2 separate regions of the Homo sapiens genome follow, and region 2 is linked to region 1. A link is a loop called in an ENCODE intact Hi-C map of the cell type or tissue named here. Cell type or tissue: prostate gland. All regions are shown on one strand. Links, peaks and the distances in the headings refer to the core of each region. The heading gives the core; the rest is flanking DNA.

Evidence for each region. A loop is a pair of places that touch in the nucleus more often than their neighbours do. Peaks named below come from ENCODE experiments on the same cell type or tissue, not always from the same donor. Only the 100,000 strongest peaks of a DNase experiment are listed, where the experiment ranks them.
Region 2: a loop joins it to region 1, with 4 times the contacts of the local background. A loop is called at or near these places in 31 of 110 quality-filtered maps.

What each region holds. Positions count from the first base shown.
Region 1 is chr16:79,600,029-79,615,200 of GRCh38, forward strand. It overlaps MAF (MAF bZIP transcription factor), which reads right to left and starts at 709. Exons shown (of 2, transcript NM_005360.5): 1 at 1-709. LOC101928230 (a long non-coding RNA gene) reads left to right here and starts at 859. Exons shown (of 3, transcript NR_188556.1): 1 at 859-961; 2 at 2,019-2,322; 3 at 5,509-6,577. RefSeq lists enhancers at 624-918, 6,074-6,163, 6,174-6,343. In prostate gland, for the core only: no CTCF peak of the experiment used is centred there; a DNase peak (open chromatin) is centred at 10,007.
Region 2 is chr16:80,077,467-80,092,638 of GRCh38, forward strand. All of the region lies in intron 2 of LOC105371357 (a long non-coding RNA gene), which reads left to right. It overlaps LOC105371358 (a long non-coding RNA gene), which reads right to left. Exons shown (of 4, transcript XR_933777.4): 4 at 2,394-4,266. Among named protein-coding and RNA genes, the nearest start is that of LINC01228, 260 kb to the left of the region's middle. RefSeq lists a silencer at 7,265-7,334. In prostate gland, for the core only: a CTCF peak has its summit at 7,331 (motif pointing left); a DNase peak (open chromatin) is centred at 7,335.

The DNA.
Region 1 (15,172 bases), core at 8,456-10,955:
CGGCGGTGGCTGGCCCGAAACCTCCGAGCGCGCTCACACACACACCCCCCCGCCCTGCCCGCGCCCCCCGCGCCCGCCCTCCCTCCCCCCTGCTCACGCCAATGTGCTCCCTCGCTCGCCCCGGCCCCTCCTTGCTCGCTCGCCTCCTTGCGCGCCGAGCCGGCGGCTTCAGGCTCGGGAAGATCCTCCGCGAGCTGCGGTGGCGGCGGTGGTGGCTGCGGCGGCGAAGCTGGAGGAGCCCGGCCCGGTGCGCGGCGTCCCCCGCTCGCCGCTCCGCTGCGCGCTTTGCATAAGGAAGGGCTCGCCTCGCCGGCCCGGGCTGCAGGCAGGGCGCGCGCGGCGTCCGCTCGGGGCTGGAGGCGCGGCGGGCGTCTGTCCGGGCGGCGCGGGCCTTGGCACGGGGGAGTTAACACTTCATGCTTCTCGCCTCCTCTTCTGCTTGGCTCTCTTTATTATTTTTTTTCTTTCCTCTCTCTCCCTCGCGCGCTCTCTACCTCTGTGCAAAGTGCAAGGCAGAGGTGCAGCCCGACTGGAGGAGAGGGAGGGGGGAGTTTAGTTCTTTCTTGCCTTTTTTTAAAAAAGCAAAATAGCGAAGTCCTGGGGAAAGACGAGGCAGAGAGCAAAGGGGGGAGGGGGAGGCCAAGCCGACAAGCAGCCCGAGCTACAGCTAGAAGATGAAAAAAGATTTTAAAGCCTCTGATCCAGCAAGAAGAGTTTAAAGCAATTGCTGAGTTTTATAGCACTCGTGACGTCAGGTCCAAATGAGAAATTGACTGGCACTCCGGGCCAATGGGAGGCGGCGAGAGCGGCCGCGATTAGCATAATAGTATAGAAACAAGGAAACTTTTCGGAGCTGTCAATCAGGGCCCAATCAGCTGACTGTCAGCTGGGACGGGCTGGCTTAACCCTTCCTGCGCCGCTGCCTACCCGGGAGGGAACGAGGCCCGGCGCAAAGTTTGGTGTAAGAGGGGAAGGAGTTTTTCCAGAGGGGCTTCGGCAATCCGGGCGGACCTGGGAGGGCGGTTTGCTTTTCTTTGGAGCGCGAGACAGGCCTCCCATCCGGAGCCCCAGCTCGCTGGGGGCTCACTCGGCTGGGATTGGCCTGATTCCCCTCCCCTGCCTGCCCTCCACCCCCAGGATTGTGAATTCGCCTCCCAGCTTTTCCTCCTCGCACCAACTCTGGTACCCAGGTGTCTGCCGGGGACCTTCCTTCCCTGAGCCTGGCCGTGCCCGGCGCTCAAACTTGGCCCCAACTCTTTGTCCGTCTCTCGGGCGCCCGTGCGGGGAAGGGACCGGGAAGGGAGGGATGCAGTGGGGTGTCCGGATCGGGGCTGCGGGCTGGGCGCCGCCCGGCCATGCGCCTGCCCAGAAGGCTGGGCATCCGTGGAGAGGGAAAGCCCATTTTATCCCTCTCTTTACAACGAGGTAAAATAAGTTGTTTAGAGGCCATTCTTCACGGAGACCGGCTGCCCGCTGGCGTCGCGTGCCCTTGGACAGAGCGAGCGCCTATGCGAGATAACTCCGGGGAAGCTCAAAGTCAGGTCAGCCGGGCTCAGCCTTCCGGCTCCTGACTGGCCGGAGTTTGGCCTTTGAGACTCATATTGCGCGCTCGCTCTCTCTCTCTCTTACACACACACACACAAACACACACACACTCACACTCACCCGTCCCCTTACGAAATCTGACCTCTGTTTATCAGGGTCAGGCGCGCCCTTTGCACTTTTACGTTTCCTTTAATTATTTCGGACTTGATCGTGGCAGGGAGCAAGGGGGAAAAACAATACCCCAGCCCTCACCAGCTACCCTCGAAGGGTTAAATTTTAAACCGCGGTTTCTGGAACTAGTCCGGAAACGCAGAGTGGGGGGTGGGGTGGGGGAGGCTGCTCCCCCCACCCCCAGTTGCAAATGCTAATAAGTAGTTCAAATTTCTAGATTGATTCTCTAAAAGTTTATGCAAAAAAGAAATAAAAAAGAAAAAGAAAAAAGAAGGAAACCAACAACTAACTCTGTTTCTAAGATTTTAAAGCGATAGGCAAGTCGAAGAAGCAGAGATTTATTTGGAGAGAAAGCTCCTGAAACCGACCCAGCCTTTGGAAGACCAGCCCGTCTGCTTAGAAGTTGGGACTGTTGATTCCTTCAATTAATGAAATGCATTTGGTGTTTTTAATCGTATTTATTTTACTTTATGAGAAGGGGGAGACGCTAGGAGGGTGCATTAAAAAAAAAAAAAAATTCTGAAAAGCCTGCAAAAGGATCGAAGAGTGGAAACTATTGTTGGAGCGAGTTGGTTTTTACCTCAACAGCGCCACCTTTCGGCAAAGGTCAGTTGAAATTGATCCGTGTCCAGTTTTGTCGATGAAGTGAAAAGCAGCTGGTTACCCAGTGTGGGAGGAGGAAAGAGACACACAAAGTTAGTTTGACTGAAGTGGGAGAACCCGACCCTATAGGAAAGGGGCCGAAGAAAGTGCTGGCAGATGCAGAGATCATTTTTGCCCCTCCTCTTCTCCTTGATTGTTGACAAAGAGGCCAGGGGATACAGACACCCTCGGGGTGTAATTTCTGGCTGAGACCTTTGCAAGAGGATCCCCATGTAACAGGGCCCCAAACCCTTTAAAAGTGCCAGGATGGATTTTCAACGGGCTTTATGGCAATATCAATAGGATTAAAGTTACTTGTAATTCAGTGATAAATGAGATGTCTCTAGTAAGTAAGATTAAGTGCAGTGCTATAAAGTTGTTTATCTGGAAAGTAATTCTCAGAAAACCTGACTTCTGACACTTAGTCATATATTAAGCCAGCGTCTTGAACATTGCACTTCAGAATGGTCTTCCCCACCCCGCAGCATGCTTTGCTATTTATAACCTCAGGTGTCTCTCACTCGTTCCTTGCACCATATTAGACCTGTGTTAATTTCTCTGATCCTAGTAGACTTCAGTTTCAGCAAACCCAGGAATCCTTAATGGAAGACTTCCCAAAAGATTCGTAGGCACACCCTAATCTGAAAAGGGCAGCGCTGTCGGTATTTTTCAGACAAGTAGTGTTTCTTTTCATCGTGACTGCAGAGAAGTTGTTAATAAGGGTAGTTTTGGTCTTATAAGAGCATTTTGTTGGGTGGAATAAACTATGTCTATTACCAGTTTGGGGAAGAAAGAGTGAAGATTATGTCAATATTTATGCAACCTAGCAGAATTCCCTTGCTTTCCTTCTCTTTAACAATATTTTCCCTAGTAATGAAGTTAAGGGATTATAGTTTATTTAGAGGAAAATCCACACTTTCCATTACATAAGCATTATGTCATTTAACATTGCCCGTAACAATAGTTTTCTAGGTCTTTTTAAAAGTCAGTAGTCACAAATGTAGGAAGTTTATATTTTTCATGTAAAATATGAATTTAAGTGTATTTAGAAAGAATTTATTGTTTGTTTATGATATACTTTTAATCCTTTTGCATCATATTTGTGTTAAAAGCTGTAAGGTATGATCATTGCCTCTGAAAGCAGTATTATAATAAATAATAAATAATATTTTATACACAAAGTTTGCTAATGATGAAGACTGTGCCATACACATTCATGGCTGAGTATCTAATTGTTACATTGTTATATATCATTTCTAGAAATTAAATGCCCATGTTTGGGCAGCTAAATATATTATTATCTGCACATTTTTATGGTTTATTTATGTACACTGCTGTGAAGACATGGTATTTTTATTTCTCTTATTGCAAGGTCTTTTATAGTCGCCCATTTTCTCTTGGAAAAAAAAAAGAGAGGATCAGAATTATTTTTTTAGATGTGTAGCAGTAATGCTCTCAGGCTTATAACTTAATTCTCATTTTTATCCTTTTTACATTATTATTTAGTGATTCACAGGGGTGTCTAAACATTTACAGTTCTCTGTTAGCAGCATTTCTTTTATAACAATTGAGCTCTCTCATTTTAATGAGTACTATTCAGGTTTTTGATTCTGTACAATTACAGTGGGCCACATGTCTTTAGACTTCTTTGCTAACATTGTTTGTTTCACTTCTATCCAAGCCAATCTAATCCAAATACAATGTGAACTGTGTTTTCTTACTGCTTAACATCCCCTTGCTATATATACTCTAGTAATCTCTGTAGAACAATATACAGTAATTTAGAAACCATGCATTTGTCATTATTGACCAATTCGGACCAGTAGTATTAAAGTTTTTGAAAGCAATGAATATTTATAGGAGATTTGTGAGGGGGAGGAGGACATGGGTTACATCGCATAGAATATTGTGACACAGTAACATCAGAAACACAATTATAGTTTCACGTCAGTACATACATAATGACTTCATGCAAAAATGAAAAACAAAACCCCTGTTCATGTCCAAATTACAAAGATTAAAAGCTTAAAGGAATATATTTTCCCCGATTGTGAGTTATAGCAACTCAAATATATCATGTTGGAATCAGACATCCATAATCTGAATAGAATGGGATGCATCAGGTATGGTGTCTGGACTCTTTGTTTAGGGGCTGATTTTATGGGGCAGAACTAACCAGTGTCCACTAAATTTCACTATGAAACCAACTAAATTGATTTGAGAAAGAGTTCTTCAGAGTAACTGAACGATAAGGCGTACACTGTTCTTAGGTCCAGTGTTAGATAAATCCTTTTAACAGTCTTCAGTTAGCAGGGTAAGTAAATCACAAATCACTGTTAGCAGATTCATGGAAGAAAATTAATAGAATCAGACGAGATAATCTGATAAGGGCAAAATTGCTGAGGAAACAGTCTTGCCTCATGTTGGAGGATGTGAAACAACAGTCTGATTACTAGGAGTCGTTATGAATAGGTGAATTATGTGCTAAATAATCATCAGAGTAATTCAGCATTTATTAATTCTTTTCTCTTTAAGCAATTCACAGTTGTAAGTTAAAGCCGCTCTCTCTTTCAAGGCACATCTTTTATAATTTTTATTAGAGGTAATTTATTATTTGCATTACCTGTATTTACTTCATAATTGAACATTTTACATTCAAATTTATGTAATGCATTATGCTTGAGAATATATTTCTGCCTGATTAGCATAAATAGTCACTTACCTCATGAATTACTAACAAAGTTTATCTTAAAATATAGGTTTTTTTATTAAGTGGAACACAAACATATGTACAATAAATTCTGATTCTCCAGTGCAGTTAGAGAACAACTCACATTTGGTTACCGGGAGGCGAGGGAGGAAGCAAAATATAGACAAATGAGATGTGTAGGTTTCTTTCCAAGGGTATCATTTAGATGGGGGCGTGTGTGTAGGGTGGGGTAGGGGGCAAAGTGAAGAAGGCCCTAGGCTTTCCGTACACTGTTTGGATTGGATGATCTTGACGTGAAATGTGAATTCTGGAAAAACCTGTAATTAGTGATCTCTGCCTTTGTAGAGAACCATGATAACAAGTAAATTAGCACTGGAAGAATTTGGGGGTTTATCATATTTTTGTTTCAATTATTTGCTTATTTGTTTTTGTCTCTGCAGGTTTCTTCCTTGGAAAACAATATACATCACTTAATGAAATCTTTGTTTGTTTTGCACAAGAGATGTAAAAAATCCAGATGTTTTCTTCAGTGAGAATTCCTGGGAAGGTGTACCAGCCTTCTTCTCTTTCTTCACCTGACAAAGACACCCAACACGGCCTCTCAGACCGGAGGTGTTTAATATATAGTTTTGACACGCATGAACATGGGAATGAAAGGGCTCCTTTTGGTTTTAGACAATAGACAGAGCTATAAAATGATGATGGAGCCTGTTTTCCCCACTCTTGTCATTTTAAGTCAATAGATTTCCTGGGTTTCTTCCCCCGCCCCCCCACTTTGCCTTTTCAGGGGATAGGCATCTCCTTAGATTTTTGTTTTTCTTCACTTAGGGTCAGCTTTATGATTCGTTCTTCTGCTGTCATCCTTTTTCATCCTATTCACAGCCTGTACCGGTGAGGGAATTTGTCTCAAAAGCATTCAGCCCTTCAAAGATTTTTATTGTGGTGAACTCAGAACTGATAAACAGAAAAACAGAAACAGAAAAAGGGAACTGATATGGGGGCGATCTTGATGCGGGTTGTGTCTCTCATGCATGATAACTCAGAGGACAGGCTCCTCGGTAGTGCGGTAGTGCTAACTCTGTGAAGTTTCTTCACCCTCCTTCCTAGCCCTGGAGGCGGGGTGATTCATAGCTCCTGTTCCAAAGGCATTCAGCAGCCATTCGACCTGGGAAAGAAACAGAGTTTTAGAAAATACAGGCCAAATGTAGAGACGCCTGTGATTACCAGGATGAGTATGTCAGTGCAGGTGGCTTCTGAATTTCTGTTTCTGAGTTTGTTTGGCTGATGCCTAAGGAAAGGGGTCCCTTACAGCCCTGTTTTATACCTTAGTTCTTGGTGGCAACGTGGGTGTTGCTGATCTCTCTGATGTGTTTTTCTGTGCACTGAAAACACCAGACATGCTCCGTGACATCCTCGGAGCATCTCCCATCATAATGGAGTGTTCCTAACCTGACAAAGAATAGCATATTACCTCCCCATCTACTCAAAATAAAATTATAGTAAAATTTATCGCCCTTCTGCTAATATTTTTTATTTAGTAACTTTATAACAGTGATACATACTCCTTATTAAATATAAACATTTGAACAGGACAGAAATAGAAGGATATTCAATAAAAGAACTGCTACTCCTCATCTCCACCCCAGTCCTTAAACCCTGGTCTCGGGGGTTACCATCTGTAATAGTTGGGGTATATGTGGGTACTTTTTACAGAATGGCATCGAAGCATGTACATAGTTCTTTAACTTGTGCTCCCTTTAAAACACATTCATGTTAACAATCTCAGAAAGAGATGTTGGGCACTTCTGTCTTCTTTGGCAGAACTCGCCTAATGGAACCTCAGACCGGGGGAAGTTTGGAGATCTGATCTTAACCTCGTCCTTCCAACCGGTATAGGAGCTTGAATCTGCTTTAGGTGAGCTGGCAGCATTCAGGAACAACTTCTGCACTGGGCCCAACAGACACCTCTCTTGGGGCCCACAAGACTGCTAAGGGTCCACAAAAACATTTTAAAAAACTTTAAAAATAGAAGTACAAGAGGAATGTAGTAGAGCATGGATTATGTCTGTCATCATACCAACACAGTTGTAAAATACAATTTAAAATATTTTTTAGTAGAACAAAGGGTCCACAGAAGCCAAAGTGCCCAGAGCCCACAAAACTCCACACATGACTCCAACTCGGTGTACCTGATCACCTCCAATGACGGGATGATCTCAATTTTACCTCCTATTATGACCATCTATATTCCCACAGTTCTTGCGGTTGTCCAGAAAGCTCTTGTTTAACACGAAGTCATACTCCCTTCTTCTAGACCTTAGCCCTGATTTTATATACTCATGAAGCCATGTGTAATAAGTGCTTCTGTGCCGCAGAGTCTTTGGGAAGTTGGAGAGAGCCAACATGACCCCCTTTCCCTGCTTTTCATTTTTCATTCAAAATATAGCCAGCGTCTTTAACTTTTCCACACATGTTTTGGTTTTAAGTGCCAACTCCTTCTGGTTACTAACTCCCAGGTGGGTGCACCTGGTTCCTGCTGCCCTCTGAGGGTTCAAGTCTCAGAACTGAATGCAGATACCCAGGTGTGAGCCTCACATCCTAAGGAGAGCACCTACATTCCACCTCCTTAAGCTGCAGTTTGTCTGCTCCTAATACAGCCCACAATTTCACCAGCCTCTCTGGCAGACACTTAACACTGGTGACTCATCATTCATGGACAGTGGACTCAAGCCCAGGCTTTTTCTTCTCACATTTCCCCCATCCTAGATTTGTGTGCTTGTTTTTGAACCCAAGCACAGAAATTCATAGCAATCCTCCATAAGCTCCATGTCCCTAGATTCAGTCCGTTCTGGGACTAAATCTAACGTTTAGTCTAAATCGGTTTGGATCTAGAATGTGCCATCAGCTAGTTTTAATTTATTTTTCAGCTCAGTACCAGTGGCAAATGAAATGGATGTGCTTTTTATATGACCTAGCCTCACGGAGCCTGGTCTGTCACCTGCAAATTTGGCATTGTCAGGATTAGAGATTGTGCTTCTGGAGTGTCTCCTATGGTGTGGGCCACAGAGGAGCTCATAAATGATTGGAGCTTTTCTGAATTTCCTGCTCTTTCCCTGAGTTGCTGATAACAGCATTGGAAGGGACAAAGCCCTGTGGCATCTCAGTGGAGACTGTCCCTCCGAACTCCACAGTGACACACCAAATCATTCAAGTCCCCTAATGGACATTTTAAATGGACTCTGCCTAATTGGTAATTGGAGTTATTTTAAACTAAACGACCCCATCTGGAAGTCCTACATACACCTTTCTAATCAATTCTAAAATAATCGCACTTATTTTTTTTTTTTTTCTGAGACAGAGTCTCGCTCTGTTTCCCAGGCTGGAGTGCAGTGGTGTGATCTCGGCTCACTGCCACCTCCGCCTGCCGGGTTCAAGTGATTCTGTTGCCTCAGCCTCCCGAGTAGCTGGGACTACAGGCACCCACCACCATGCCTGACTGTTTTTTTGTTTGTTTGTTTTATATTTTTAGTAGAGATGGGATTTCACCATATTGGTCAGGCTGGAATAACTTCACTTTTTTTTGGTGTAGGCAAAGCTCTCTGTTGGAGAAGACAGATTACTAGATAATTGTGTCACATTTCACACCTGCCCTTGTCTTTGTAAACCTTTGCCCTGTCAAAATACATAGTTGTTGTCCAAAGTTGGGATCTCAGAGACTAATAAAAAATAAATGTAACCTAGAAAAGCTAAGCAGAAGAGCTGTGTGTGTGTATACATAAAAACATAGTTGAGATCAGCTCTTTCCTCCCTGTTTTATCTCTGGTTTAGATCACCAACTTCCCTGCCATTTCCTGACGCCAATTTTGAAGCCAGGGGGCTCAGAGGCATTTTCTTCAACAGAAGAGTTCAGAGTTTCAGTGTCCACCTTTGAGCTGCAACTAGTCCCTCAGTGGTGTAAATATGCATGCTGCTGCAGAATCTCCTGTTCCAGGATCCCACCTCGACCCCTTTCAGAGAAATCTGGGAATGAGAGAAGGAACCGGCCCAGGAGTGATTTATGACCTGCTGTCTGTGTCCTGCCTGAGGAAGCATGGCTCTGGCTGTTTGAAGCAGACCCAGACTGGGATCCTCAGAGATTGGAAGGAGTGATGGGGACCCTTCAGGAAAATGTCACCGACCGTTGACTCTCAGCTCAGCTCGAAGCTGCTGATGAGGGGGTAGGCTTGGTTGCTGTCACAGTGATGTGAGCTCAGGCAGTTGGGGTTGGGGAAGAGGGACCAGCCAGGAGACAAAGCATCTGAGTTCAGCACCCGGGTCCTCCTCTGATTCACCCTCTGACCTCAGCAAAGCCCTTCACTCTCTTCCTTCAACTCATTTTTCAGGCTGCAAATGGACTGAGCTGCGTGAAGCGGTAAAAAACAAACCTGCTTGCATGGAAGGAATGTTCCTAGCCATTTGAGGCTGAATATAGGGTGGGTATAAATAGGGACCAGACTCCCATAGACAGAAGGAAGCTGGCATGCCCGGGCTGCCATGGAGCATTGATGGGTCATGGTGGCAACGTTGGAATATCAGAGACGCTGGAATATCACACTGGAATATTTCGAGGTCAAAACAACAGACACATCAAGGCAGGGTCAGAATGGCACAGTCAACCCCTCCTGCATCTCCAAGCCAGAGGATGCTGTTGTTTTAGGCTGACATTGTTCAGAGCCTTTGGTGGCAGCACAGTGAGGAGGATCACTGGGCAGGGAGACATACCCTGGAGGTGCCTGATGCCAAAATGAGGATGTAAATCCTGCTCTGCCCCAGGTGTAAGACCTTGGGCAAATTAGCTGACCTCTCTGAACCCGTCTTTTTCTTAGTGAGAGGTAGACAGGAATCTTGTGATCATGATGAGCATGTATACCAAGTGTTTGGCATGGTGCCTGCCCCGAGCGAACGCTCAAAAGAGCAGGCTCTGTTAACATGTGCCAGGGACTCTGCCCACACTCTATACACGTCATTTTACAGTATGGGGCCCAGGGCATAGAAGGAACTTGAGAAATAACAATAGTTTCCCCTCTTCTCTCTGCTCTGCTCCTGCCTTAAAGTTGTATTTACCTCGTAACCTGTCCTCTTTCTCTCCTTCTCTCCTAAGTCTTTGCACGATTTTGCTCCCTCTTCCCACTTTCCCTGCCCTCTGCTTTATTTCCTGGCTAATTTTGACTCTTCTTCAGGTCTTGCATTTCCTCTTAAAAGCCTTACTTGTGTTCTCTTTGCCCACTGGCCCCCAAGGCAGGCCAGGTGCCCACTCTGTCTGCTGGTTTGTGTTTGAGTCCTCACAGTGCCCCAGGAGTTCCTACCCACCTGTGAACTGCTTAAAGCCAGGGACACCGCCTCTCATCTCTCCATCTCCTTCACCTGCTACAGAGCTCAGCATACAGTAAGCGCTCCATAAATGTTTCTTCAGTGAACATGATCACACTGTCTGATTCCTGGCTTCTTTTTTTGAGGCTTGAACCTACACAGAATGTCCTGTCAAATGTCCCAGAAAACATGACTTTGAAAGGGACAGGGTGGCTGGCTCCTGTGTTGCAACACAGCACTTCTTACCTTCGCCTCTCACTAGTCTGATTGGCCCATCTTTCAATTACCAGGATGCTTATCTTGCTCACTCATTAGCCTATATCCCTTAGCTGGCATTGAGTGGACAACATGGTTGAGATATGCGAGCTCTGGAACTGAAGTGGGCTGCAGTCAAATCTTGCTGGGATTGGTTTTTGGAGGAAGGGAGGCTTGGGATTAAGTGGCTGAGTGTAAGTGGGGCATCCTATTCCAGCACTGCCTGCTGCTGCTAGAGAGAGCCCTGGTGCAGCTTTGAGTCACAGCTGCTTTTCCCAGGACTTCAAGGCACACAGACACTATTTTGTAAGCTTCAGATAAGAATGCAAGGCCCGCCCTCATTTCCACATACCCAAATCATGCCCATTCTTCCAGGCACAGCTCATATGAGATGTGACGTTGCACCTGAAGCTCAGAGCAGAGTGTCGGGCATCCATTAGTAAAAGTTTGATGCTAATACTAAGCCCCCAGCTCCAGAAGCCCTCCTGCGCTCCTACCTTTCATTCCTGTATCCTCACAGTTGTAGTTCGACCTCTCTTTGGGAGCCTCACAATGTATCCAACAGGTAGAGTATCACCTTGCTGATTGTGTGATCTTAGAAGAGTTCTCGACGTGCTTTTTGAGTCTCATTATCTTCATCTGTATAATGGAATGTCAATTCAGCCTCTTTGGGTTGCAAGTGAACAAAATTTGACCTGAATTTGTTTAAGCAAAAAGGATTCTCATTGGCTTGCATGGCCCAAAATCTAGGGACAGGACTAGTTGGGATCAGGGGTCATATAGTGTCATTGGAACTGGCTTCCTTCCATCTGTGTGGACTCCAGACCAGGGCTCTGCATAAGAGTGTGATAATTGTAGTAGTTCCAGCCTTTAATCCTCCTATGCTGAGTTCATGGGAGTCAGTTGGAGGCCCCAGTAGGGCGCTCAAAGTCGCGGTTTGGGTTGCATGGGTCTAGTTCATTTGACTGCTTATAGGCTCATCCCCGAGCCCACCCCTGTGGCAAAGAGATGAAATATCTAATTGGCTGAGACTTGGACTCAGATATGGTATGGGACAGGGGCCTGGAGAATTCTCTGAGCCTGTCTGAGTGTGATGGAAATGCCATCACCCAGGGCGACACTGAGGAACCCAGCATTAAATGGCAGCATTACTAACAGCCAACTCAGACATGATATTCACCTGGGCCTTGCCCTTAGTTTTAACTTATCAGATTGTCACAGCAACCCTATCAGATATGTGCTGCTGTTATTTACATTTGATGGAGGATGTTACTAAGGTACCCCCTTAGTTTCCCCTTAGGCACTGCCTTAGAGGGCTTTTCCAGGGCCACATAGCAGGTGTAGTACAAGATGTAAATCCAGGCATGGCTGCAAAGTTTGCACACACAACTCCTTTCCTTTATTATGTATTGTAGGAGGGAGCCAGTCAAGAAATGAAAGGTAACAAAACAGATAAGTAACATATAATATATTACGATGTAATGTAATATGATATAGTATAGTATCATATAATATAGTATATTACTATATAATATAGTAACATATATCATATCATATCATATGGTATCATGGCAAACACTGGTAAATGGTCCATCTTTGTATCTATCCCTAAAACATCTGTTGTGAGTGTGTCTTAGGGAGCTGTTGAGTGAGTGTTGACCAGCTGACCAAGTGACTCATTTTATGGGCACAGTGTGAATCCTTAGATCCAAGAAGATTGCTTCTGTCATCGCAACATCATTATTATAACATTCTTGTTTGTTTTGGTTTCACAAGAATAGCAAATCATTAAAGGAGGAAGTTAAAGGAAAAATCAGGTGAACTGTAATTTCTAGAAGTCTCGTTCTCTGGTTTCCAATGGTGGTGGGTGTTTAAAGATGTTAGCCTGAACCTGTGTCCTTAAGCCTATCTTACTGGACAGACATTATTTGAAAGGACTGTTTCCAAAACCTTTCCACTGGTAGAAAAGATCTGAGCAAATCTGTTTTACAGACAGGTGGAATAGGAATGAGATGGCAAATGCAGATGATACAGAGCTTTTGGACTTATTACCAGTCCCCGACACCTCCACCCCTTAACCTTTTTAGAAAATGCCCTTAATTCTTTGGGAATTTCTATAACTAACCGTAAACTGGTATTTGCTACACACATATGCAGCAGTGTGTTTGCAGGTTGTTTGTGAGTGTTAAAGCACACAGGGCAAGCTGAGAAGTAAAGGTTTTGTGTTGCATTTGATGATCAAACATATGCCCTCTTCGGCCTTCTCAGGGCACTGGCATTAAGGCTAGTAAATAATCTTGGGTTTCCTTGTGTCTCTCCAGCGTCCCATCTTGTAGCCCAGTATTACGTGAGGCACTTAATCAAAGCATAAAAGCAATTATAAAACGCCCCTGAAATTACATTCATATCTGTAATCAGAATTGCTAATATCTCCCCTCCCTCCACCATCCTGGTGTCATCTGATTTTCATTCCTTTGAGGTGACTAAGAGTCTAGTCATTAATGTAACACCCACCAACTTTATTGGAAGTTACCGTCAGAAAGATCTGTTTCCAAAAACTCTGTGAGCTGAATGCAATTACAGTGCTGGTTCTTCTTGGCCATTGCACAAGTCTGCACATACTCTTTGTACTAGAGTCTCTTTCTAAACTTAAGCACCAATGAGGTTGCTGTCTATTTTCTATGTCATGGGGAGGAAAGATTTGGTTTAAAGTTATTTGAGGTCTGGCACAGTGGCTCACGCCTGTAATCCCAGCACTTTGGGAGGCCGAGGCGGGTGGATCACAAGGTCAGGAGATCGAGACCATCCTGGTTAACACAGTGAAACCCCATCTCTACTAAAAATACAAAAAAATTAACCGGGCGTGGTGGCAGGTGCCTGTATTCTCAGCTACTTGGGAGGCTGAGGCAGGAGAATGGCGTGAACCCAGGAGGCAGAGGTTGCAGTGAGCCGAGATCATGCCACTGCACTCCATCCAGCCTGGGCGACAGAGTGAGACTCCATCTCAAAAAAAAAAAAAAGTTATTTGAAAGAGAAATGAAACTTCTAGAAGCTATCACTCTATTGCCTACATTTTTACCTTTCCAATAACATTGGGATGATTTGGTAGTAATGTAATAGTGATGATGATTATGGTCATGGTAATAGTAAAACTACCAGCTTACAGGAAATGCAGGCGATAGAGAAATGATGCAGACCCTATTATGAAGCCATAATTCAAATGGATAATTTGGGAACTTCTCTAAGACGAATGTTCTGCTTTCTTCAACAAACAAATGACCTGTAAAAGGGAGGAGGCAGAAGGGGGTTCTGTTACAGATGAAAACAGGCCTTATTTTAGGTCTAAAAGGAGTGGCCTGAGCCCAAGGAGGTAGCAGCAGAATGGTGGGAGAGCTGGCTTGCTGGGGCAGGGTGAGGGACGCTGTCCACACTGCACTTTTCACCTGCCTCAAGGGTCATACTATCAACCCAGCCATGGTGCCTGCGGGTCTGGGCTTCCTCCAGCCTGGTGCATCCTTTCCTCCTCCCCACCTTTTCAGCCTAGCTAACTCACACTGATAGCTGAGACTTCTCTCCTTCCTTGAGAGGCCCTTCTTTGACTACTACTTTCTTATCTAAGTGGGATGATGTATCTCCACTCTGCTCTCAGGGCCCACTGGCATGGCATTGGTGATTGTACATTGTAATTATATATGTATTTTAATTTTTTAAATTTTGGGGTAATTGTAGATTCACGTGCAGTTGTAAGGAATAATACAGACGGCTCCTGTGTACCCTTCACCCATTCTCTCCCAGCATTGACATTTTGCAAAATGACTGCAATAGCACAACCAGGAAATTGACATTGTTATAATGTACCCAACTTACACAGATTTCACCAGTTTTACATGCACTTGTGTGTGTGTGATTTCATTCTGTGCAGTCTTATCACATGCATCAATTCCTGTGATCACAATCAGCATTTCCACAGTCAAGATACACGGCATTTCCATCACAAGGCTTCCTCATGCCACCCTTTTGTCACTGTCTTCTTACTTACCTATTTCTCTCATGATTTTGCGAGTGTTTTGAAGCAGAAGCCTTATGTTTAATCTCTGTGTCTTGGTTCCAGCAAACTCAAACCAGCACCTGGCTCCTAGGGGTCCTGTAAATTCCTATGAAATCGATTCAAATTCTACCAGAGAAAGAGAGTAGATCCGGGATACTTTGTAGAAAAGTTTTGGCCAGGAGGGAGAGAAAAACATTCCAAGGCACAAAGCACTAAGAAGATACAACATTACAGGACTTTTTCCTCTATGGGACTATGAAAATCCTGGTGGTAACTATGGCTTTGTATTACCTTTAAAAACCACCTACTCATGCAAACCCCAGAGGGAACAGATTTCTGTGCAAGACCAGGCACAAACACCAGGCTTTTATTTTGTGGTCTCAGTGTGGTTCCTTTTGTGTCATCATTCCATGTATATGGGGAGTTTGAGGTTAATTTATTTGGAAATCGAG
Region 2 (15,172 bases), core at 6,344-8,843, 480 kb after region 1:
ATGGTAGGCAGGATTGGGGGAAGAATAAGTATATGTCAAGAACTATGCAAAAAGTAATAATTATAATAACAACAATGGCAACAAAAATTGTTGGCTTCCGAAGAAACAGATCTATAATTTTTTAAAAAAGGGTCATCATACCATATACTACATGACTCAGCTATGAATAAAATTTACACAATCATTACAATGCAAATATCAAGTACCCAGCTTAGTAGCAGAACAGAATAAGCATATCGGGAGTATAGGGTTCAAGCTGTGTGACAGAGAAACTAATGGTAAAAGCTTGATTTTTCTTCTTGCACAGCTTGAAAATGTAGAAAAGAGACAACTTTTAAAACTAAACTTGTGGTGCCCGGAACTGGACTCCTGAGGTGAATGGCCATGAGACCAGGACCCCTCTGTTCTGAATGTAGTCATTAAAGCAGTCATTAATTGGCATAAGTGTGAGTCACTGTTTCATTTCAATATCCCTAAGTCCCATGCTTATATAATTGCTACTTCCTAACTGAGCTGTGTTTTAAAAATGCATTGTATGCATGAATCAAAATATCACATGCACCCCATAAATACGTGTGATTATTATGTATCAAAAAAATACATAAGACCATGCTACACAATATGTCCGCTAAGAAGCTTGAAAGCACAGTGACTACCTTTTGGCAAATAAAATTGAATTTGTACTGCTTCCCATTTAATGTCCCACTATCCCCCTGCTCATGGCCACATGACCAGCTTTCCTTCTGGTTTTTAGAAGTTTGGAGAGTTTGCCTGAGACACCACAACGTCTTAATACTTAACCCTCCACTTTCTTCCTATAGAGAGCAGAATGGAGGGTTCATTCTCAAAAAAAAAAGAGAAAGCTTTCTAGCAGGGGAATCTATCCTGGCTTAAAAAAATAAATGCTTGAATCACAAATGTTTCCATGTAGCACAAGCAATAACATCAGCTAGGCCCATCTTTTAATTACATGGTTTGGCCATGCAAATATTCACAGACACTTTTAGTAAGGCAATGGACTTTTATTTAAAGTGTAATATTAAGAGCTTACTACAATTGCTGATCAGTGCTTCTTTTTTCTTATTTATTGCCTTCCCTTCTCTCATGTTCCAGCCTTGCCCCAACAATAAAATCCCACTTAGTACTTATTTTTTTCAAAAAACATCATTTTTCACTATCATAGGACTGAAGAAGGAAAGAGCTTTCTTCTTCCTTTCTTCTTCTTTTTTAAGAGACTAAGGTTCTTCTCTCCTCCCAAATATTTAATCATAATTATATTAAGAAACATTTATAAAAAGTTAAGTAATAAAATTAAATAGGTTGGAGAAAAACAGAGGAGTAGACAGCAAGGATTAAGTGTAGTAATATAAAGAATAGATTATATTTAATGAAAATTTCCTCAGTGTTCAACATTTTTATTATACTTAATAGTGCTGGGCTTCATTTTTGTCTCCAGTAATTGTGTGTCCATAATGAATGGCCATTCTTATTCCCCCATTGTGCCCTGACAGAAATTAATAAACCTAATTCTGTAGGTTTAAGTTTAATTTTGTTGAAATATATAAAGTAGTTACATATTCACTTAGCAGCAAACCAAAATGCAGTGGCCTCAAGCTGCTCAGCAACTTTATAGGGAGTAAATTGTTTTTTGGCTCTTTCTCGCACGCTTCTTGCTCCTTCCCTTTCTGATTTTAGCCAGGAGGCTTGTTTGTGATATGTCCAGCTACAGAGGACATGCATGGCCACAGAGGTGGAACAGTCAGTGGCCAGGGTGAACATTGTAAAATGTACCAGTATATGATCTAGTCCTCTTCCAAGAACAGCTGTTAATGATTGCTAAGCACTCTCTTGTTGGTTTACAGTTTGATCAAAAAAGTATATAATAAACGTGGCAGGGGATGAGCATCTTACAAGCTAGCAGTTCTCTGGTAATAAATAATGTCCACAGCCCAGTTGCCAGAGCTCAGAAAGAATGGAACCTCCCCTTCAGGGCTTCAAGCACCCTAGGGGTGCTTCCTTGGGGTCTTAGTCTCGGGGAATTTGAAGAAATTTAAAGGAGTTATATCACATCTTTATATATCCCACATGAAGAAATAGGATCACATCTGACTGGTCCACTCATTTGTAATTGACTATAAATATCTTCTCAGAGAAAAGTCAGCTCCATCTGGTGATCATTCCTCCCTCCATCTCTCTGTCTTTTCCTCCCTCCCCCCCCCTCCCTCTTTCTCTACTTTCCTCCATACCTCCTTCCATGCCTCCCCCAATCTGTCCATTCATTCATTCATTCAACAAATATCTGACTCTATCACAGGTCATCAGTAGAGACAAAATGAACAACATAAAAACAATTTGATCTCAAACCTTATGGAGTTTATTGTTATGCTCTTTTTTTTAAAAAAAAAAAGGTAACTCACAAATCAACAGCAACATAATAAAATGATTCCAAGAGTTATGTGGTAAATAAGACATATAACAGAAGGAGAATTGACATGCATAAAAGGGTCAGAACTGCTTTCCTTAGAAAAGTGTAGCAGACCTGATATCAGAGAGAAAGAAAGCACTAAGCAGGAAGAGGTAGGTGAGGTGGGGATTCAGGCACAGGGGCCCTGCCCATAAGGCAGCATGACAAACCTGAGGGTAGAAGGGGGAAGCAAATAAAAACTGAGGCTCAAAGATAGCTAGGGCACAGAGAAGAAGGAACCCCACAGATCACCTCAAGACTTTAGGGTTTATCCCAAGAATAGCAGGGAGCATCAAAGGAGGCCATCAAAAAACTCTAAGGGAGCTAGATACTTGCTCAGAGCTGCTGTTATGGGACATGAAGTATTAGGCAGAGAATGGCCATAAGAAAGCTCTTTTTTATCATCTTCATTTGTTTTAAAACTGAGAAAATGAAGAACCAGGAAATTTAGTCAAAGCTGGAACATAGAGTCAAGCACACTGACTTCAGTTCCCTTACCCCTACACCTATGCTAGCTTATTTCCCTGGAGTCCTTATCAGCCCTATTGAGCAACCTCAGTGATGATTGTTCAATGTACCAGGCATGTGAATTCCTTTCTAGGGTCATATAGTTTATATCTACTGAATGCTTTCTAGTAATGCCTTCAAAACATCTTACTAATAGACTGAAAGGATGACATAATGAGGACCGCTCTGGACACATCATACCATGATAATCCCATTTCACAGATTAGCTATGTAGAGGTAGATGTCAGGGATTTGTAGCCTCACATCCTCCATCTGATCTTCATATATTATTTCCAACTCTTAATTGTAACTTTATATACGATAATGAATTTGACTACATGGAGGCCTCAACAAGTACCAAAAGCAACCACACTGAGATTCAAAAAACTACAATTCTAGTCCCAACCCTTGCCTCAAACTGTAGCAGAGCTGATATCAGAGAGAAAGAAAGCACTAAGGAGGAAGAGGTGGGGCGGTGGGGGGGGACATAACATGAAATGAAATCCTGGACATTTCCTTTAATGGGGACACAGTCTCCAGTCAGCTGGTTCCAAGGTCTGGCAATTCCAGCTCCTGAGTTTGAGAACAAGGAGTTGGCCCAGTATAGAGACCCTAGTTTCTGTCTAACAGCAAGGTTCTGTCCTTCTGATCACTGAAACCTGACAGGGTTGTGCTTGACCCATGTAATCCTAGCAGACATGAGAAGAGCAGCCTACAAGAGAATGCCTTGGAGCTAGATTTATTCAGCTTCAATCCCAGTTGCTGTGTGACTCGTCCATATTAACTTTTTTGGGCTTCAGTTCCTTTGTTAAGTGGAAGTCACTTATTTGTTTGGCTATGGATACTAGATTGCTATGGATATTAGAGAAAATTTACGAAAACATGTGGCTTTATCCTTAATTTGAGCAGATACTCAATGAACACTATATTCTTCTCTCTTCTTCATCCTTTCACTCTTCCTTCCTCCTGTTCTTTTTTGCTCTCCTTGCCTTCTTTGCATTCGTTTCTTATATTTCTGTATCTCCTTCCTTCTAGGAAATAATTGCAATAGTTCTTGAGAGTTCACCACCATACTCTCCTTTATGGGGCAGTCTGTTACTCTATTTTATGAATTCCATTTCTTTGTCGAAATAAAAACAGGAGCTTCTGATCACAGGTATAATTCCAGTAGCAGGTGCAGCTGAGAGCCTTCTCAATCACGATACCTTCAGGGTTCTGTATTGATCTGATTCTACTTTGAGAATTCAATTAGAAGGGGGAATATTGTGGGCATGAAGAGAGCTCCTGAATGACACCTACAAAAATAGAAGGGGAAGAGTGTGACCGGTGGAAGGAGGGGACACAAAGGCGAGGACATCCTGCGCTCTGAGACCCACCAGGATTTATCTCTGGTCAAGCTGAATCAAGAACACTGGAATCTGCTTACAGCCCAACAGATTTAAGCTACTACTGTGCTTTCCAAGGTTATTAAGTTCAAGTACGTGGAGTATGTGTATTGGAGAAACGTGCCGTTGGTAAGAACAGATTAACCTGAGAGTATTCCACTGGCCCTGCCCTCCCTCACTCCTCCCTGAACCCTGGCCTCTCCCCTAGGACCCTGTCACTGCCAAGCCACAGGATCATTGCTCACACACATACTGCTTTGCCTTTTGAACGACCTGCTCCCCATATACACATGGCAATGAAAGACCGTCTTCTGATAAGCAGAGCAATTAACAGCCTGGTTATCAGTGGCTATCAGTTCCCCTCTTTCCTATCAACACTGTAAAAAAAAAAATCTAAGTTTTCAAAAGTCAGCAGCCCCTCTTCCTGAGTGGAGGACAGTCATTGTAATGAGTGATTGAGTTTGGCATCCTCTCTTGTCAGCGAGATTTTTTTTTCCTAGAAGTATGTGAAGAAAAACATCTAGAAAATGCTTTTGTTTGTGGGTTTGGACTGGAGAATGGCTCTTATCTGTTTAGGCAGAGAGAGCCTTGGGTGTTGCTTCTGCCTAGGAAAAGCATCCCTACAATGATAAAAGCCAAGGAATTAATAGTAAACAGACAACATTCCCCAAAACACCGGTGTGTATACATGTGAGATAGACACAATGTTATAAATTGAGATACTTAAGCAGACCATCCTTTATATCCAGTGATCAATCTATTTCATCCATTCATCTAACCACCCATCCATCCATTTTTCCATCCATTCATCTATCCAGCTGTCTATCCATTTGTCCATTTATCTATCAATCCATTTCATCCATACTTCCACCCATCCATCCATTCATTCATCAGTCCATCCATTCATTTCTCCATCCATTCATCTATCCATCTGTCTTTCCATCCCCGGCCTCCTCATCCATTCATCCACCCGTTCATTAACCTATCCTTCCATTTTATTCATCCTTCCATCCATACATTTATCCATCCATCATTCCATCCATCCATTCACCTATTCATCCATCCACCCATCCATCCACAGATATTTATTTAGTACTCTAACATTTTAGTCTCTCTACTACTAGTTTGGGAGTCCATAGTGAACCAGGTAGACACATTTTCTGCCACATCAAGTTGTCAGTCATAGAGGGAAATATAAATAATTAAACAATGTACAGTACAATGTAATTAAGTATTGAGATGGGAGTTCAAGGTGCAGGCAGAGAACATCCAACAGTTACATAGCTCTGGTTTAGAGTCATCAGTTGCAGTCTCTCTGAGGAAACTCTTCCTGGGAAGAAGGAACCAACCCTGTAAGATAATTAGATCTAGCTAGTCAGGTGCAGGGAAGCTGGAAGAAAAGAAGGGCTTTAACATTAATTGAATATCTATTTCATGCCAGATAACAGGTTTGTCACATTACAGATAGTTCTTCAATTCATTTTCACAGCAACTAGAGAAAACAGAGGCTCTGCACAGTAAAGTTGCTTTCCCAAGTGCTCAGAACAAGAGACATACTTTATAAATGACCCAGGTTTTCTCTTGTTCCAATGTCTTTACTCTTTGTCTTGTTCCATGAATTCCCCTCCACCACACCTCCCTTGGATTATGAGTGAGTTGAAAAATTCAGGGAGGTTTTTGACACATTCTCCAACCAAGAAAGATAAAGTATGTGGGCTCTGGATTCAAACAGGCCTAGATTTCAATTCCTTTTTGACATCTACTAGGAGCATGACTTTAGGCAAGTTATTTAACCTCTCTAAGCCTCTATGTTCTCATCTGTAAAATGGGGATAGTAATAGTTTGTACTTCAGTGCTTTATAAAAAAAATAAGAAGTGCAAAGTTAGTAGAGTATCTGGTCCTATAATAGTTCAATGCATGTTTTTATATTATTCTTTTCATTATCTCCGCAGAAATAGGCTTGTTTTATAGAAGAAAACATGATGAGATACGACACAGAGGAGAAAATCTTCAATGCTTTAAATAAAGAGGCCTTTGTTCCTTCTTGTCCATCAACTAGAGAGAAGCGTTGAACCCCATGGTATACCCCAACCTCACAACAACCTTAACAAATAGGTCTCAGTATATTTTTCCAGCCTCGACTATCACTTAATCCAGACATCTGAGACTCTAGGGCAGCCTCCTGGAGTAGCTCTGAGTTTTAAGCCTCTTCCAGCCCTTTTGAGAGGTCAAAACCAAGGAGGTATTGCGTGAGAACTCCCCATCCTCCAGAACTACCCAGTCTGAGGGTAGAAGTTCGTGAGCTGCTGAATGTCACCCCTGTCCTGCCATTACCGAGTGCACCGTCACCTTGGAATGCGCTTGGGGTGAGGGCAGATGGTGATGGAGGCTACTTCACATAGACCTGGCAGGAGACCCTAAAGGGCTGGTCCCTCCCTTCAGGGCCCTACAGAGGCCTTCCCTGAGTCTTTCCCCACTCTGGGCCTCTTTTCCTGCTATTTTCACCCATTTAAATGTGCTTGTCAGATTCCTGCCAACACACTTGGTTTTGTAATGTTGTGTAATACCTCGAGCCACCTTAATGAAATATTCACACTCCCTTCTCTGTTGGAGCATTCACCCAGGTTCCCAGAAAATTCTCTCTCTCTTGTTTTCAAAGATATACCCCCAAGAAGGAAGACCCTGAGTGAGGCCCATGACCCCCAGTAGAGGCAGGCTCAATGGCTGGGGCAAACTGCTCCATAGAATGGGGTTTGGGGAGCCTCCTGTCTCAGGCTCCTCCTGGAAGAACTGAGAACCCTAAATAGAATGGCTAGGAGCAGGAATATTTGAGTTGGGACCTCCTGGGATAAGACCCCCACCCCGGGAAATAGAGAAACCTTTCTCCTCAAGATTAGCGTCCTAGCTAATTCTGCCTTTAAAAAGCAGCCCTGCGGACCCAAAGCATCTTGACACTGAGCAAAGACTGCCACCTGTTGAATACTCAGGATAGTGTGCTCCTTCCAAGGCCTCCAGGCTCCAGGGTATATGCTGCAGGCACAGCCTGTCCTCTACCCATCCAAGCTCAGAAGTGGGAAAAGCCACCCAGTGCTGATTGCGTAGACCTTCTGGCATTCATCTGTAAAATAAGGCGGTTGCCCTGAGTGACCTCCCACAGCTCAGGGAAGGTGAGTTGACTTGCCTTGGTCACAAAGTAAGTCAGGAGCTCCTGACCTCTTTCTGATGCCGCCAGAAGCACTTCCTACCCTACCACTCTCTTTAGATTCTGTTTGAATTTATTTTATGAAGGTATTTTTAAAGACATAAATAAAAGAGCCCAAATTGGCAAAAATACAGGTTGGCAAAACATCAAAGTGAATATACAGGTGGAAACAGCACTCACATTAAAACCCAGAATGCATCTGGTCCCTAAAGGAGCATCCTTCTTTCACTCTTACAGTTACCCTCTGCTCCAAGGGTAATGAGTATCTTGATTTCTAGCTCCATAGGTTAGTTTTGCCTGTTTTTGAACTGAATACAAATTGATTCATACATGTGATGTCACTTTTCTCACTCATTGTTTCATTTGTGTGATTTAGTCTTTCCCTCTGTGTCATAAGAAACCATATTTTTTTTAAGGTGGGATGCGGAATTATACCTGAAAACTGGAAAGACTTTGGAAATTATTGAATGCAGCCTTATTGTTCTTTAGTGAGAGAGGGAGGCTCAGAGGAGGAAGGGATCCGTCAAAGGAGACATAGCATGTTCAGAGGTTTCTCTATTAGATGACAAGACTCCCATACAGATGGCCAAGGGGAACACAGAACTTGGCACTCAGGCCAGCACTAAGGACACTGGTCCCACTTAACATGTCATCAAGCCTTAGGAACACTTTAACAGGTTCTAGTCTAAGACCATAAGTATTGTCATCCTCATTACCAAATGTGGCATTTTGCCCACTGTACTCATTCAACAAACACTCAAATATTTGATGAGTGAATAAATGGATCTCAGTACCTCACTGCCTTCATTCCGGAAATGGATACCTTATTGTGGGTCCTGACTCTCTCACCAGTTATGATGAGGATAGATGCAGTGATACCTGGTTAAGAGACTGATGTTGGTTACAAACGAAAAACTCTTGCAATGGACAGTGTCCATTGGTTGTACTCATGGGCTCTGAAGCTAGACTGACCCAGATTCCATTACTACATCTAGGATTTATGTGTTTGTTAATCTTAGATGATCTTTCTTTCTTTCTTTTTTTTTTTTTTTTATACTTTAAGTTTTAGGGTACATGTGCACATTGTGCAGGTTAGTTACATATGTATACATGTGCCATGCTGGTGCACTGCACCCACTAACTCGTCATCTAGCATTAGGTATATCTCCCAGTGCTATCCCTCCCCCCTCCCCCCACCCCACCACAGTCCCCAGAGTGTGATATTCCCCTTCCTGTGTCCATGTGATCTCATTGTTCAATTCCCACCTATGAGTGAGAATATGCGGTGTTTGGTTTTTTGTTCTTGTGATCGTTTACTGAGAATGATGATTTCCAATCTCATCCATGTCCCTACAAAGGACATGAACTCTCCATTTTTTATGGCTGCATAGCATTCCATGGTGTATATGTGCCACATTTTCTTAATCCAGTCTATCATTGTTGGACATTTGGGTTGGTTCCAAGTCTTTGCTATTGTGAATAATGCCACAATAAACATACGTGTGCATGTGTCTTTATAGCAGCATGATTTATAGTCCTTTGGGTATATACCCAGTAATGGGATGGCTGGTTCAAATGGTATTTCTAGTTCTAGATCCCTGAGGAATCGCCACACTGACTTCCACAATGGTTGAACTAGTTTACAGTCCCACCAACAGTGTAAAAGTGTTCCTGTTTCTCCACATCCTCTCCAGCACCTGTTGTTTCCTGACTTTTTAATGATTGCCATTCTAACTGGTGTGAGGTGGTATCTCATTGTGGTTTTGATTTGCATTTCTCTGATGGCCAGTGATGATGAGCATTTTTTCATGTGTTTTTTGGCTGTGTAAATGTCTTCTTTTGAGAAGTGTCTGTTCATGTCCTTTGCCCACTTTTTGATGGGGTTGTTTGTTTTTTTCTTGTAAATTTGTTTGAGTTCATTGTAGATTCTGGATATTAGCCCTTTGTCAGATGAGTAGGTTGTGAAAATTTTCTCCCATTTTGTAGGTTGCCTGTTCACTCTGATGGTAGTTTCTTTTGCTGTGCAGAAGCTCTTTAGTTTAATTAGATCCCATTTGTCAATTTTGGCTTCTGTTGCCATTGCTTTTGGTGTTGTGGACATGAAGTCCTTGCCCATGCCTATGTCCTGAATGGTGATGCCTAGGTTTTCTACTACGGTTTTTATGCCTTTAGGTCTAGCGTTTAAGTCTTTAATCCATCTTGAATTGATTTTTGTATAAGGTGTAAGGAAGGGATCCAGTTTCAGCTTTCTACATATGGCTAGCCAGTTTTCCCAGCACCATTTATTAAATAGGGAATCCTTTCCCCATTGCTTGTTTTTCTCAGGTTTGTCCAAGATCAGATAGTTGTAGATATATGGCATTATTTCTGAGGGCTCTGTTCTGTTCCATTTGTCTATATCTCTGTTTTGGTACCAGTACCATGCTGTTTTGGTTACTGTAGCCTTGTAGTATAGTTTGAAGTCAGGTAGTGTGATGCCTCCAGCTTTGTTCTTTTGGCTTAGGATTGCCTTGGTGATGCGGGCTCTTTATTGTTTCCATATGAACTTTAAAGTAGCTTTTTCCAATTCTGTGAAGAAAGTCATTGGTAGCTTTATGGGGATGGCATTGAATCTGTAAGTTACCTTGGGCAGTATGGCCATTTTCACGATATTGATTCTTCCTACCCATGAGCATGGAATGTTCTTCCATTTGTTTGTATCCTCTTTTATTTCCTTGAGCAGTGGTTTGTAGTTCTCCTTGAAGAGGTCCTTCACATCCCTTGTAAGTTGGATTCCTAGGTATTTTATTCTCTTTGAAGCAATGGTGAATGGGAGTTCAATCATGCATGATTTGGCTCTCTGTTTGTCTGTTATTGGTGTATAACAATGCTTGTGATTTTTGTACATTGATTTTGTATCCTGAGACTTTGCTGAAGTTGCCTTTCGGCTTAAGGAGATTTTGGGCTGAGACGATGGGGTTTTCTAGATATACAATCATGTCATCTGCAAACACGGACAATTTGACTTCCTCTTTTCCCAGTTGAATACCCTTTATTTCCTTCTCCTGCCTGATTGCCCTGGCCAGAACTTCCAACACTACGTTGAATAGGAGTGCTGAGAGAGGGCATCCCTGTCTTGTGCCAGTTTTCAAAGGGAATGCTTCCAGTTTTTGCCCATTCAGTATGATATTGGCTGTGGGTTTGTCATAGATAGCTCTTATTATTTTGAAATACGTCCCATCAATACCTAATTTATTGAGAGTTTTTAGCATGAAGGGTCGTTGAATTTTGTCAAAGGCTTTTTCTGCATCTATTGAGATAATCATGTGGTTTTTGTCTTTGGCTCTGTTTATATGCTGGATTACATTTATTGATTTGCGTATGTTGAACCAGCCTTGCATCCCAGGGATGAAGCCCACTTGATCGTGGTGGATAAGCTTTTTGATGTGCTGCTGGATTCGTTTTGCCAGTATTTTATTGAGGATTTTTGCATCAATGTTCATCAAGGATATTGGTCTAAAATTCTCTTTTTTGGTTGTGTCTCTGCCCGGCTTGGGTATCAGAATGATGCTGGCCTCATAAAATGAGTTAGGGAGGATTCCCTCTTTTTCTATTGATTGTAATAGTTTCAGAAGGAATGGTACCAGTTCCTCCTTGTACCTCTGATAGAATTCGGCTGTGAATCCATCTGGTCCTGGACTCTTTTTGTTGGTAAACTATTGATTATTGCCACAATTTCAGCTCCTGTTATTGGTCTATTCGGAGATTCAACTTCTTCCTGGTTTAGTCTTGGGAGAGTGTATGTGTCCAGGAATTTATCCATTTCTTGTAGATTTTCTAGTTTATTTGCATAGAGGTGTTTATAGTATTCTCTGATGGTAGTTTGTATTTCCGTGGGATCAGTGGTGATATCCCCTTTATCATTTTTTATTGCGTCTATTTGATTCTTCTCTCTTTTTTTCTTTATTAGTCTTGCTAGCAGTCTATCACTTTTGTTGATCCTTTCAAAAAACCAGCTCCTGGATTCATTAATTTTTTGAAGGGTTTTTTGTGTCTCTATTTCCTTCAGTTCTGCTCTGATTTTAGTTATTTCTTGCCTTCTGCTAGCTTTTGAATGTGTTTGCTCTTGCTTTTCTAGTTCTTTTAATTGTGATGTTAGGGTGTCAATTTTGGATCTTTCCTGCTTTCTCTTGTGGCATTTAGTGCTATAAATTTCCCTCTACACACTGCTTTGAATGTGTCCCAGAGATTCTGGTATGTTGTGTCTTTGTTCTCGTTGGTTTCAAAGAACATCTTTATTTCTGCCTTCATTTCGTTATGTATCCAGTAGTCATTCAGGAGCAGGTTGTTCAGTTTCCATGTAGTTGAGCGGTTTTGAGTGAGATTCTTAATCCTGAGTTCTAGTTTGATTGCACTGTGGTCTGAGAGATAGTTTGTTATAATTTCTGTTCTTTTACATTTGCTGAGGAGAGCTTTATTTCCAAGTATGTGGTCAATGTTGGAATAGGTGTGGTGTGGTGCTGAAAAAAATGTATATTCTGTTGATTTGGGGTGGAGAGTTCTGTAGATGTCTATTAGGTCTGCTTGGTGCAGAGCTGAGTTCAATTCCTGGGTATCCTTGTTGACTTTCTGTCTCGTTGATCTGTCTAATGTTGACAGTGGGGTGTTAAAGTCTCCCATTATTAATGTGTGGGAGTCTAAGTCTCTTTGTAGGTCACTCAGGACTTGCTTTATGAATCTGGGTGCTCCTGTATTGGGTGCATATATATTTAGGATAGTTAGCTCTTCTTGTTGAATTGATCCCTTTACCATTATGTAATGGCCTTCTTTGTCTCTTTTGATCTTTGTTGGTTTAAAGTCTGTTTTATCAGAGACTAGGATTGCAACCCCTGCCTTTTTTTGTTTTCCATTTGCTTGGTAGATCTTCCTCCATCCTTTTATTTTGAGCCTATGTGTGTCTCTGCACGTGCGATGGGTTTCCTGAATAAAGCACACTGATGGGTCTTGACTCTTTATCCAATTTGCCAGTGTGTGTCTTTTAATTGGAGCATTTAGTCCATTTACATTTAAAGTTAATAGTGTTATGTGTGAATTTGATCCTGTCATTATGATGTTAGCTGGTGATTTTGCTCGTTAGTTGATGCAGTTTCTTCCTAGTCTCGATGGTCTTTACATTTTGGCATGATTTTGCAGCGGCTAGTACCAGTTGTTCCTTTCCATGTTTAGCACTTCCTTCAGGAGCTCTTTTAGGGCAGGCCTGCTGGTGACAAAATCTCTCAGCATTTGCTTGTCTGTAGAGTATTTTATTTCTCCTTCACTTATGAAGCTTAGTTTGGCTGGATATGAAATTCTGGGTTGAAAATTCTTTTCTTTAAGAATGCTGAATATTGGCCCCCACTCTCTTCTGGCTTGTAGGGTTTCTGCCGAGAGATCCGCTGTTAGTCTGATGGGCTTCCCTTTGAGGGTAACCCGACCTTTCTCTCTGGCTGCCCTTAACATTTTTTCCTTCATTTTAACTTTGGTGAATCTGACAATTATGTGTCTTGGAGTTGCTCTTCTCGAGGAGTATCTTTGTGGCGTTCTCTGTATTTCCTGAATCTGAACGTTGGCCTGCCTTGCTAGATTGGGGAAGTTCTCCTGCATAATATCCTGCAGAGTGTTTTCCAACTTGGTTCCATTCTCCCCATCACTTTCAGGTACACCAATCAGACGTAGATTTGGTCTTTTCACATAGTCCCATATTTCTTGGAGGCTTTGTTCGTTTCTTTTTATTCTTTTTTCTCTAAACTTCCCTTCTCGCTTCATTTCATTCATTTGATCTTCAATCACTGATACCCTTTCTTCCAGTTGATCACATCGGCTGCTGAGGCTTCTGCATTCTTCACGTAGTTCTCGAGCCTTGGTTTTCAGCTCCATCAGCTCCTTTAAGCACTTCTCTGTATTGGTTATTCTAGTTGTACATTCTTCTAAATTTTTTTCAGAGTTTTCAACTTCTTTGCCTTTGGTTTGAATGTCCTCCCATAGCTCAGAGTAATTTGATCGTCTGAAGCCTTCTTCTCTCAGCTCGTCAAAGTCCTTCTCCATCCACCTTTGTTCCATTGCTGGTGAGGAACTGCATTCCTTTGGAGGAGGAGAGGCACTGTGCGTTTTAGAGTTTCCAGTTTTTCTGTTCTGTTTTTTCCCCATCTTTGTGGTTTTATCTACTTTTGGTCTTTGATGATGGTGATGTACAGATGGGTTTTTGGTGTGGATGTCCTTTCTGTTTGTTAGTTTTCCTTCTAACAGACAGGACCCTCAGCTGCAGGTCTGTTGGAATACCCTGCCGTGTGAGGTGTCAGTGTTCCCCCTGCTGGGGGGTGACTCCCAGTTAGGCTGCTCGGGGGTCAGGGGTCAGGGACCCACTTGAGGAGGCAGTCTGCCCATTCTCAGATCTCCAGCTGCGTGCTGGGAGAACCACTGCTCTCTTCAAAGCTGTCAGACAGGGACATTTAAGTCTGCAGAGGTTACTGCTGTCTTTTTGTTTGTCTGTGCCCTGCCCCCAGAGGTGGAGCCTACAGAGGCAGGCAGGCCTCCTTGAGCTGTGGTGGGCTCCACCCAGTTCGAGCTTCCTGGCTGCTTTGTTTACCTAAGCAAGCCTGGGCAGTGGGGGCGCCTGTAATCTGTGGGCTGATTACCTCATTTCTCTACTGGGGCCCAAGATTCCTTCCCCTTCTTCTCCCTGATTGGAATAAGTTCAAAAAAATAAAATAAAAATTTTCCATGATCCCTCCACCCGCAGGTAATGACTCTAACCTTTTAGAATATTGCCTTCTAATCGTCTAGCCAAATATAGTTTGTAATAAAATTAAGAGTCCTCTAATAGCCAGTTTTATTTCTATACATTTTCAGTTGATGCCACATGGTTTAGTTTTCCCAAGCTACTTAATACTGTTCTTTAATATCAATCTTAATAATTACATAATTGTATTATAGAACTGTATCAACATTTACTCCACAATTCCTCTCTATTCAGATTTTGTCTAACATTTTGATACAACAATTCTGCTCTATAAGGATAGACTCCTTAATGAAAAAAGAATAGACTTCTTGAATTGGAATCAATTGGTCAGAGATTTTTTATTATTTCAATGTATATATTTTTATAAATGGGCCATGTTTCTATTGTAATCAGACTTAAATCCAAACTCCTCAGAATGAAGAGCAAACACCTTCTCAAACTGATTCTTATCCCCTCATCTTTTCATTTTCATCTTTAGCCACTAAAACACACACACACACCCCCCTTTCATATTGTAGCCTTGCTAAAATGCCTGCAGACATCTCAGCATGGGTCAGATGTTCATATCAAGGCTTTTGTACATATTTCTTTGACCGTTGGGATGTACTTTCCCTCTCCTGAACTTGGCCATATTCTCATCTTTTCAAGACTCAAATATCGCCTTCTCTCTGTGAAGTTTTCTCTGAGCTTCCAGGCAAAATGAGCCATCCCCCATCTACCCACCCATCCTTGATGTTCCCATTGCAACCTGTGTGTTTAATAATAATAATTATATTGATCATAATAGTAATCAAGATGAATTGAGCCCTTATCATGTGCTCAGACAGTATTCTAAGCACTTTTTGTGGATTATCCC